Linked DNA regions of Homo sapiens: region 2 is linked to region 1. The links are chromatin contacts, found by Hi-C or POLR2A ChIA-PET in ENCODE. All regions are on one chromosome and are shown on one strand. The core of a region is the stretch at or near the end of the contact, and the rest is flanking DNA. Distances in the headings are between cores, read along the strand shown. Region 1 overlaps STK38 (serine/threonine kinase 38). Region 2 has its middle 15 kb from the start of SRSF3.

Region 1 (4,368 bases), core at 781-3,280:
CTTGCACAGGCGAGGCCCCATTGACTGCTCTCCTGAGCCACAGAACTAAGGCCGTATAGCTACCTTACTGGGGTAGCAGCCCAAGTGCACTGTCTCCATGTGTCTGGTGGGTCTCCAGATTGAAGGGCTGCCAGGAGTGATTAGGAAATCATATTTTTTAAGTATTGGACTGAAAAAGAGCACTTTAATAAATGGTTTAATTTTTGCCTGAGGGAAAAATAGCTACTTTTCTCCAATAATACAAAACATAATGTTCTAAATGAAATGAAACTGAAAAAGCAGCATGATGCTCTGTTAAAATCAGAGGTTTCTTTCTCTTTTCCTTGTTTTCTAACATAAGTGACTTTATGTGAGGTCTAAACTGAATCTTTACTGTTTCTCTTAGTTTTAAACTCCTTATACATATTTTCTTTGCATTTCTCACTGTTGAGTTAGGACCTGAATCTTTTTCTGCCATTTTATGTTGCTGGTATTAGAAATGATGAAATTTTGACTTTGCAGAAAACTAACGAGGTTACCTTTTAACTGCTAGAATACTGATACTGTGTTTTAAAAGTTACATAAAGGGTACTAGTGTCCATTTAAATACCTATAATAACGCACTAGAGAAAAAAAAGCACTGACCTTGAGAGGTGTTCATTGTACTCTTCCAGGAGGCAGTTATTGCACATTCTAGTGTATAGCATTTTCAGTTCATTTTTAGCTTTTGTTGACTAATGCTTTGCTACCCAAGTCCTTCCTTTTTATTTGTTTGTGTTCTGTGAATAGAAGTTGGAAAGCTTGTTTTCAGCCTGCCCGAGTGTTTACATTTTTATTTGGCATTTCAGCCTCTCTATAACAATACATAGATTGTATGTGGAAGTGCCATTTAGTTACAGATGCAGAAAAGCTTGCAGATACTTGTTCAGGCAAAGTGAAAAGTAAAGTAGCATTTTACCCCGAGTCCAAAAAATTATCCTAAGCAAATACAGTTGTTTTTTAAAGTGTGGGAGAAATTTTCTTTTTCTCTCAAAAGTAAAATAGAAATCACAGCTTAGTGGTCAACCTTAGCTAGCTTAGGTGTGAAAATCCCATTTCTTCCCATGTTGGCCATGTGGGTCTATCTCTGGCACACAGAAGAGGTCTGTTTAGCCGCCTTATTTTGGCAGATAGGGAAGACATATCTGAAAATTGGTACTCACTCGTATGTTGTGTGTGTGTGTGTGTGTGTGTGTGTGTGTGTGTGTGGTGGCTTTGTATCTTCTTGTTTCCAGGGGACATGATGACCTTGTTGATGAAAAAAGACACTCTGACAGAAGAGGAGACTCAGTTTTATATAGCAGAAACAGTATTAGCCATAGACTCTATTCACCAACTTGGATTCATCCACAGAGACATCAAACCAGACAACCTTCTTTTGGACAGCAAGGTATTGGGGGGGCATTGGCATGAACTATGCACGTTTACTGATCTGAGCAGCCTCTGCTTTAACACCTGCACCCCTGTGGTCATCCCAGTGGGCGAGCTGTGACCTGCCTTGTCATGATTTTCCTTTTTTTTTTAAACAGGTAAGTTTGCTGTCACTTCCTTTCTCTGAAAGGCTATGGTTCTGTAATTTGGTTGAACATTTCTCTTAAAAATAAAGGAAACTTGAAAATAAGAGCAAAATTGATGTAGAGGGCAATTTTGTAATAAAGCCAAAGATAGTCACCTTCTCTTAGCATATAATTAACTGTGTTACTAATACATCACCTATCTAGAGCCCTTCTGTTGGGCAACCTCATCAGTTAATGAGGAACCCAGCCAAGAAGCAGGAAATGCAGTAACAACAAGAACCTGTAACAAAGTCCAGGTTCCAAATCATGCTCTCTGCTTAAAGAAGAGTCCTGCCCAGCCTCTTTTTTTTTTTTTTTTTTTTGAGATGAAGTCTCACCCTGTTTGCCCAGGCTGGAGTGCAGTGGCGCGATCTTAGCTCACTGCAACCTCCGCCTCCTGGGTTCAAGCGATTCTCATTGCCTCAGCCTCCCAAGTAGCTGGGATTACAGGCATGCACCACCACGCCCCTGCCCAGCCTCTTAAATGGCCTGTTTATTTTTATTTTTAGACATGCAGATAAGCGTAGTTGCCTAGTTCCTAAACTTACAGCAAATTAGAAGATAATCCCTGTGCTGCCAACTAACTTGCTAGATAACCCTTGGCAAATCTCTTTACCACCTGGATCTCACTGTTCTTATCCGTAAAGTGAAAATACTGATCTAGGAAACCCCTAAAATCCCGTTCACCTCTAAAACTCTAGAATGTTGTTTTCTGTTAAGCAGACTTGTTGTCTTGACTGAATTTTTCTTGTAAGGTGAAAAGTAAATTTATTTTCTAGGGTATTTTTCTTCTTTGAAGTCTTTTGGTGACTTTTTTGCTTTGCTGTCCTTGAAAAACCTGAAGTTGTTTTTTTTTTTTTGAGACGGTCTCATTCTGTCATCCAGGTTGAAGTGCAGTGGCACAGTTATAGCTCACTGCAATCTAATTCTTGGGTTCAAGGGATCCTCTTGCCTCAGCCTCCTGAGTAGTTGGGACTATAGGTGCATACCACTGTACCTTTTTTTTTTTTTTTTTTTGAGACGGAGTCTCGCTCTGTCGCCCAGGCTGGAGTGCACTAGGGCAGTCTCGGCTCACTGCAAGCTCTGCCTCCCGGGTTCACACCATTCTCCTGCCTCAGCCTCTCGAGTAGCTGGGACTACAGGCGCCCGCCACCACACCCAGCTAATTTTTTGTATTTTTAGTAGAGACGGGGTTTCACGGTGTTAGCCATGATGGTCTCGATCTCCTGACCTTGTGATCTGCCCGCCTTGGCCTCCCAAAGTGCTGGGATTACAGGCGTGAGCCACCAAGCCTGGCCTTTTTTTTTTTTTTTTTTTTTTTTTAATTTTTAGTAGAGATGAGGTCTCGCTTTGCTGCCCAGGCTGGTCTCAAACTGCCTGGTTTAAGTGATCCTCCCACCTCAGCCTCTCAAAGTCCTGGGATTACAAGTGTGAGCCACCACCTGCTTTTTTCTTCATTATAATGTGCAGAAGTGGAGTAGAATAGTGGACATCAAAGGCTAGAGAGTGTAGCAGAGACGGGGATATGGGAAGAGCCTGGTTAAAAAAAAGGCCGGGGCCGGGCATGGTGGCTTACGCCTGTAATAATCCCAGCACTTTGGGAGGCCGAGGCAGGCGGATCACGAGGTCAGGAGATCGAGACCATCCTGGCCAACATGGTGAAACCCCATCTCTACTAAAAATACAAAAATCAGCTGGGCGTGGTGGAGTGTGCCTGTAGTCCCACCTACTTGAGAGGCTGAGGCAGGAGAATCACTTGAACCCGGGAGGTGGAGGTTGCAGTGAGCTGAGATCATGCCACTGTGCTCTAGCCTGGTGACAGAGCGAGACTCCTTCTCAAAAAAAAAAAAAAAAGGCCAGACGCAGTGGCTCACACCTGTAATCCCAGCACTTTGGGAGGCCAAGGTGGGTGGATCACGAGGTCAGGAGCTCAAGACCAGCCTGGCCAACATGATAAAACCTTGTCTCTACTAAAAATACAAAAATTAGCTGGGTGTAGTGATGGGCACCTGTAATCCCAGCTACCTGGGAGGTGGAGGCAGGAGAATCACTTGAACCCAGGAGGCGGAGGTTGCAGTGAGCTGAGATCGTACCACTGCACTTTAGCCTGGGGGACAGAGCAAGACTCCATCTAAAAAATAATAATAATAATGCATAAACATGGTAGAAAATTTGAACATTACAGACAGTATTAAAGAAGAAAAATTACGCTGGCCAGGCGCGGTGGCCCACGTCTGTAATCCCAGCTCTTTGGTAGGCCAAGGCAGGTGGATTACCTGAGGTCAAGAGTTGGAGACCAGCTTGGACAACATGGTGAAACCCCATTTCTACTAAAAATAAAAAATTAGCTGGGTGTGGTGGCACGTGCCTGTAATCCCAGCTACTCGGGAGGCTGAGGCAGGAGAATCAGCTTGAACCTGGGAGGCGGAGGTTGCAGTGAGCCAAGATCGTGCCACTGCACTCCAGCCTGGCCAACAGAGCGAGACTCCATCTCAAAAAAAAAAGAAGAAAGATTACCTATAATCTAATCACTGAAAGATAACCATTTTGTTGTAATCACTTTGATGCCTTTCTGTTTGTGTCAATCATTTATATAAAGTTGGCATCCTAAAAGTAAATAGCTTTGTATTCTGTGTAAACATTAAAATATTAATGCTAGATATTTTCCTGTGTCATTAATGTCAGATATATGTTTAATAAAGCACTGGCCCTACCTTGTGTGATTCAAAGTTCAGATGCCCTGGTTGGTGCCCCAGGTAGCTTAGTGCTGGCTTCTTTGTCCCCTGTAGTCTAT
Region 2 (4,368 bases), core at 778-3,277, 65 kb before region 1:
CCCACCTCAGCCTTCAGAGTAGCTGAGACTACAGGCATGCACCACCACACCCAGCTAATTTTTTTACTTTTTGTAAAGACAAGGTCTCACTATATTGCCCAAGGTCGTCTTGAACTCCTGGGCTCAAGCAATCCTCCTGCCTCAGCCTTTCTTTTTATTTTTCTGAGATGGAATCTTGCTTCTTCACCCAGGCTGGAGTGCAGTGGTGCTATCTTCGCTCACCGCAACCTCTGCCTCCTGGATTCAAGCAATTCTCCTGCCTCGGCCTCCCCAGTAGCTGAGATTACAGGCACCACCACCGTGCCCAGCTAATTTTTGTATTTTTAGTAAAGTCAGGGTTTTGCCATGTTGGCCAGGCTGGTCTCGAACTCCTGACCTCAAGTGATCTGCCGCCTTGGCCTCCCAAAGTGCTGGGATTACAGGCTTGAGCCACCAGGCCCAGCCCTGCCTCAGCCTTTCAAAGTGCTGGGATTACAGGCGTGAGCCACCACATCCAGCCTAATTTTCTATAATTACATTTTGGTGCAAAATTAATAAAAGTTCTTTCTACTGAAGTAGAGAGCCAAAACACCTAAAAGAATGGCTTGGCTTTACAACTTTCATTTTAAATTGGTCCACAGTTAGTTTCCAACTGTTGTCAGTTAATTATCTTATTTCTCCCAATCTGGGAATGTCTCACAAACACCGAAATGTGGGAGTTTTCTGGGCACATTTGGGTAATTCTACTTTCCTGACACGCCGCCCCCCTCAACACATTTCTCCACACGCAACCACACCCCACCCACCCGACACACACATGCACACACACTAATTTTCACCCTGTCATTTTTCCTGGAGTGTACCTGACTTATAAAATGTAATTGTAGTACTTGAAACAAATGAAAACTAGGACACAGAGAAGTTAAGTAATTTGTCAAAGGTCTCACAGTTTATAAAGGATGAAGGTAGGGGCCGGGCTCAGTGGCTCACGCCTGTAATCCCAGCACTTTGGGAGGCCGAGTCAGGCGGATCACCTGAGGTCGGGAGTTCGAGACCAGCCTGAGAAACATGGAGAAACCCCGTCTCTACTAAAAATACAAAAGTAGCCGGTCGTGGTGGCACATGCCTGTAATCCCAGCTACTTGGGAGGCTGAGGCAGGAGAATCGCTTGAACTTGGGAGGCGGAGGTTGCGGTGAGCCAAGATTGTGCCACTGCACTCCAGCCTGGGGAACAAGAGCGAAACTCCGTCTCAAAAAAAAAAAAAATGGGTGAAGGTGGGATTCAAATCCCAGGTGAGACTCTGGAGCCTGGTGTCCACTTGAGGAGCAGAAAGCAGCTATGATTGGGCCACATGCAGTGGTTCACACCTGTAATCCTAGCACTTTGGGAGGCCAAGGTGGGTGGATTGCTCGAACTCAGAAGTTTGAGAACAGCCTGGCTAACGTGGCAAAACCTTGTCTCTACCAAAAATAAATAAATATATATATATAGCTGGGCGTGGTGGTGCGTGCCTGTGGTCCCAGCTACTCGGGAGGCTAACGCAGGAGAATTGCTTGAGCCCAGCCATAAGGGAGGCTGCAGTGAGCTGAGATCGCACCACTGCACTCCAGCCTGGGCAACAGAGGGACTTTATCTCAGAAAAAGAAAAAGAGAGAGAAAAAAAGAAAGCAACAATGCTTGGAAATTGCCTGCGTTTGGTGTCTCTGGGGGTGTGTGTTTGCTTTTTCAGCCCCCCCTTTCCTCCAGAGAGCCCTAAGGAACACCATGTTACATGGACAGACGTCCTTCCTCGCATGCTGGGCCCCCTGAGGCAGCACAGTTCCTGAGCTCCAAGACTCTTCCCCGTTTTGATTTCAGCCCCACCCTCCCTTCCCACTCAGTGGTGCCTGGACTTCAATGCCTGCCTCGTGTGTGTTACCTTATTTGGTTCTCAGACCTACAGAGAGGTCTGGCAAAGGATCCAGGCTAGAATAAAAGGATTGCTTGTGCAGCTGGAAGATGAGAAACCTTTGTTTCGGTGACCCTAGCTTGCACTCTGGAACTCACAAATACAGGGAAGTAAGTTTAGCCTCAAAAGCAACAACAAGAAGCAACTGAAGAGGGCAGAGTGGAGATGTCAGGATGTCACAATCTTTAGTGTGTGCTTAATTCTGTGTTTTGAAAGATATTTGTCTGTTTAGCTCCAGTATGGCTTTCTTTTTTTCCTGAGTTTCTAGAGTTTACACACTAATTTAGTTTGTAGCCAAGAAAACTCAGGCCCAGCAAGTGATAGCTGTCATAATTTCGCATAAGCTTGTGTGTAGCATTTACCACTTTTTTTTTCTTTTCTTTTTTTTTTTTTTTTTTTGAGATGGAGTCTCACTCTGTCACCCAGGCTGGAGTGCAGTGGCATAGTCTCAGATCACTGCAACCTCCACTTCCCAGACTCAAGCGATTCTACTGCCTCAGCCTCCCAAGTAGCTGAGTTTACAGGCGCCTGCCACCATGCCTGGCTAATTTTTGTATTTTTAGTAGAGCTGAGGTTTCACCATGTTAGCCAGGCTGGTCTCCAACTCCTGACCTCAAGTGATACACCCACACTGGACTCCCAAAGTGCTGGGATTATAGGTATGAGCCACTGTGCCTGGCCCATTTACTACTTTTTTTTTTTTTTTTTTGTGACAGAGTCTCACTCTGTTACCCCAGGCTGGAGTGCAGTGGTGCAATCTCGGCTCACTGCAACATCTGCCTCCTGAGTTAAAGAGATTCTCCTGCCTCAGCCTCCTGAGTAGCTGGGATTACAGGTGTGCAACACCTGGCCCGGCTAATTTTTTGTATTTTAAGTAGAGACGGAGTCTCACCATGTTGGCCAGGCTGGTCTCAAACTCCTGACCTCAGGTGATCCACCCGCCTCGGCCTCCCAAAGTGCTGGGATTACAGGTGTGAGCCACTACGCCTGGCTCATTTACTACTTTTTAAACCTGGTTCAGAGCATCTCTCTCTCAATCTCCCTCTCTTTCTGGCTGTCTTTCTGTCTCTATCTTTTTTTCTCTCTCTCTCCTCTACACATGCACACACTCATGCATACACACACACACACACACTCATTTAATCCTTGAAACTCAGGTAAATGTTATTATCTCCATTTTATAGAGGAAAACAACTGAGGCACAAGAGATTAAAACACTTGCCAAAGGTCACAGAGCTCAGAATTACCAGAGCCAGATTAGACCCCTGCAGTCAGGCTACCTAACCATAGACCCATACTGCCTCTGGGGCCCAGCAGATGTCTGAGTCCTTATCTTACTGGACTCACAGCATCTCAGCCTGTTAATTCTCCCTCCCAGTTTCCACATTCCCATCTCTCTGGCTCCTCTTCCTTAGTGCCCTCCAGAGTGCTCTTCCTCCTCTGCCTGCTAATGCAGGGGGCCCGCGGGATTCCCTCCCGTGCCCCTTCCCAGCTCCCCGTGTGCTCTCTCCATGAGGGACTTCATCTGCTTTCAGGACCTCTGTTCTCTGCTTTATCTTTGGAGGAGTGGGGGCTCTCCCCGACCCCTGAGCCATATATCCAACACACATGCTTCTTTCTCATGTCCCCAACGTGCTTCAGACCTCCAATTCACTATCTTTCCATTCTGTGTCCCATATCAGAGTGTCACTGCCTCCTGGTCACTCTCGACTGACCATGGGCCTCATGGCCTTCATACCTGGCCCCCGCCTACCTCCAAGGCATCTCGTATTTCCTCTCCAGAAACAAGCTGTGTATCCCTGCATTCAGTCCCCTCTACCTGGAATGCTCTAATCTGGATTTTTCAAACTTTTGATCACAACAGTAGGAAAGACATATGATATCACCAGTACCTAAAAGTCTATGACCCAAGGGTAGACAGAGTTGATGCTGTCTGAATGTTCGCAAACAGTGGTTGGTGACACTGTGTTCAAGTTAGAATACCGTTGCCAGGCCGGGCACGGTGGCTCACACCTGTAATCCCAGCACTCTGGGAGGCCGAGGCGGGTGGATCATGAGGTCAGGAGTTTGAGACCAGCTTGGCCAATGTGGTGAAACCCCGTCTCTACTGAAAATACAAAAAAAAAAAAAGCCGAGTTGGTGGCATGCACCTGTAGTCCCAACTACTTGGGAAGCTGAGGCAGGAGAATCACTTGAACCCAGGAGGAGGAGGTTGCAGTGAGCCGAGATCGCGCCACTGCACTCTAGCCTGGGCAACAGAGGGAGACTCCATCTCAGAAAGAAAGAAAAAAAAAAGAATACCGTTGCCAGGTCACACTAGTTAGAATTCCAGTCTGGTTTGTGTCCACACCCAGGGAAGTTATTCAAAATATTTAACCACAGTTCAGCCTGGATCCTAACTAATCAAAACAGTCATCAGAGGGTGGCAAGAGAAGAGACT

What was found. Hi-C counts contacts between places; a loop is a spot of excess contacts on that map. ChIA-PET counts read pairs that join two places held with the same protein, here RNA polymerase II (POLR2A). Pooled maps may share reads with other maps.
Region 2: a loop to region 1 is called in a pooled map, with 2.2 times the contacts of the local background. The contact joins two enhancer-like sites. A Hi-C loop is called at or near these places in 2 of 50 pooled maps. POLR2A ChIA-PET finds 5 or more read pairs at or near these places in 14 of 52 experiments (AG04450, CD4-positive, alpha-beta T cell, CD8-positive, alpha-beta memory T cell and 9 more).

The regions. Positions count from the first base shown.
Region 1 is chr6:36,512,378-36,516,745 of GRCh38, reverse strand. It overlaps STK38 (serine/threonine kinase 38), which reads left to right. Exons shown (of 14, transcript NM_007271.4): 7 at 1,254-1,408. Among named protein-coding and RNA genes, the nearest start is that of STK38, 33 kb to the left of the region's middle. Within about 2 kb of position 2,030, at least 3 of the 41 ENCODE cell types and tissues checked have a DNase peak (open chromatin) inside an H3K27ac peak, as active enhancers do.
Region 2 is chr6:36,577,515-36,581,882 of GRCh38, reverse strand. No RefSeq gene overlaps it. Among named protein-coding and RNA genes, the nearest start is that of SRSF3, 15 kb to the left of the region's middle. RefSeq lists an enhancer at 4,335-4,368. Within about 2 kb of position 2,027, at least 18 of the 41 ENCODE cell types and tissues checked have a DNase peak (open chromatin) inside an H3K27ac peak, as active enhancers do.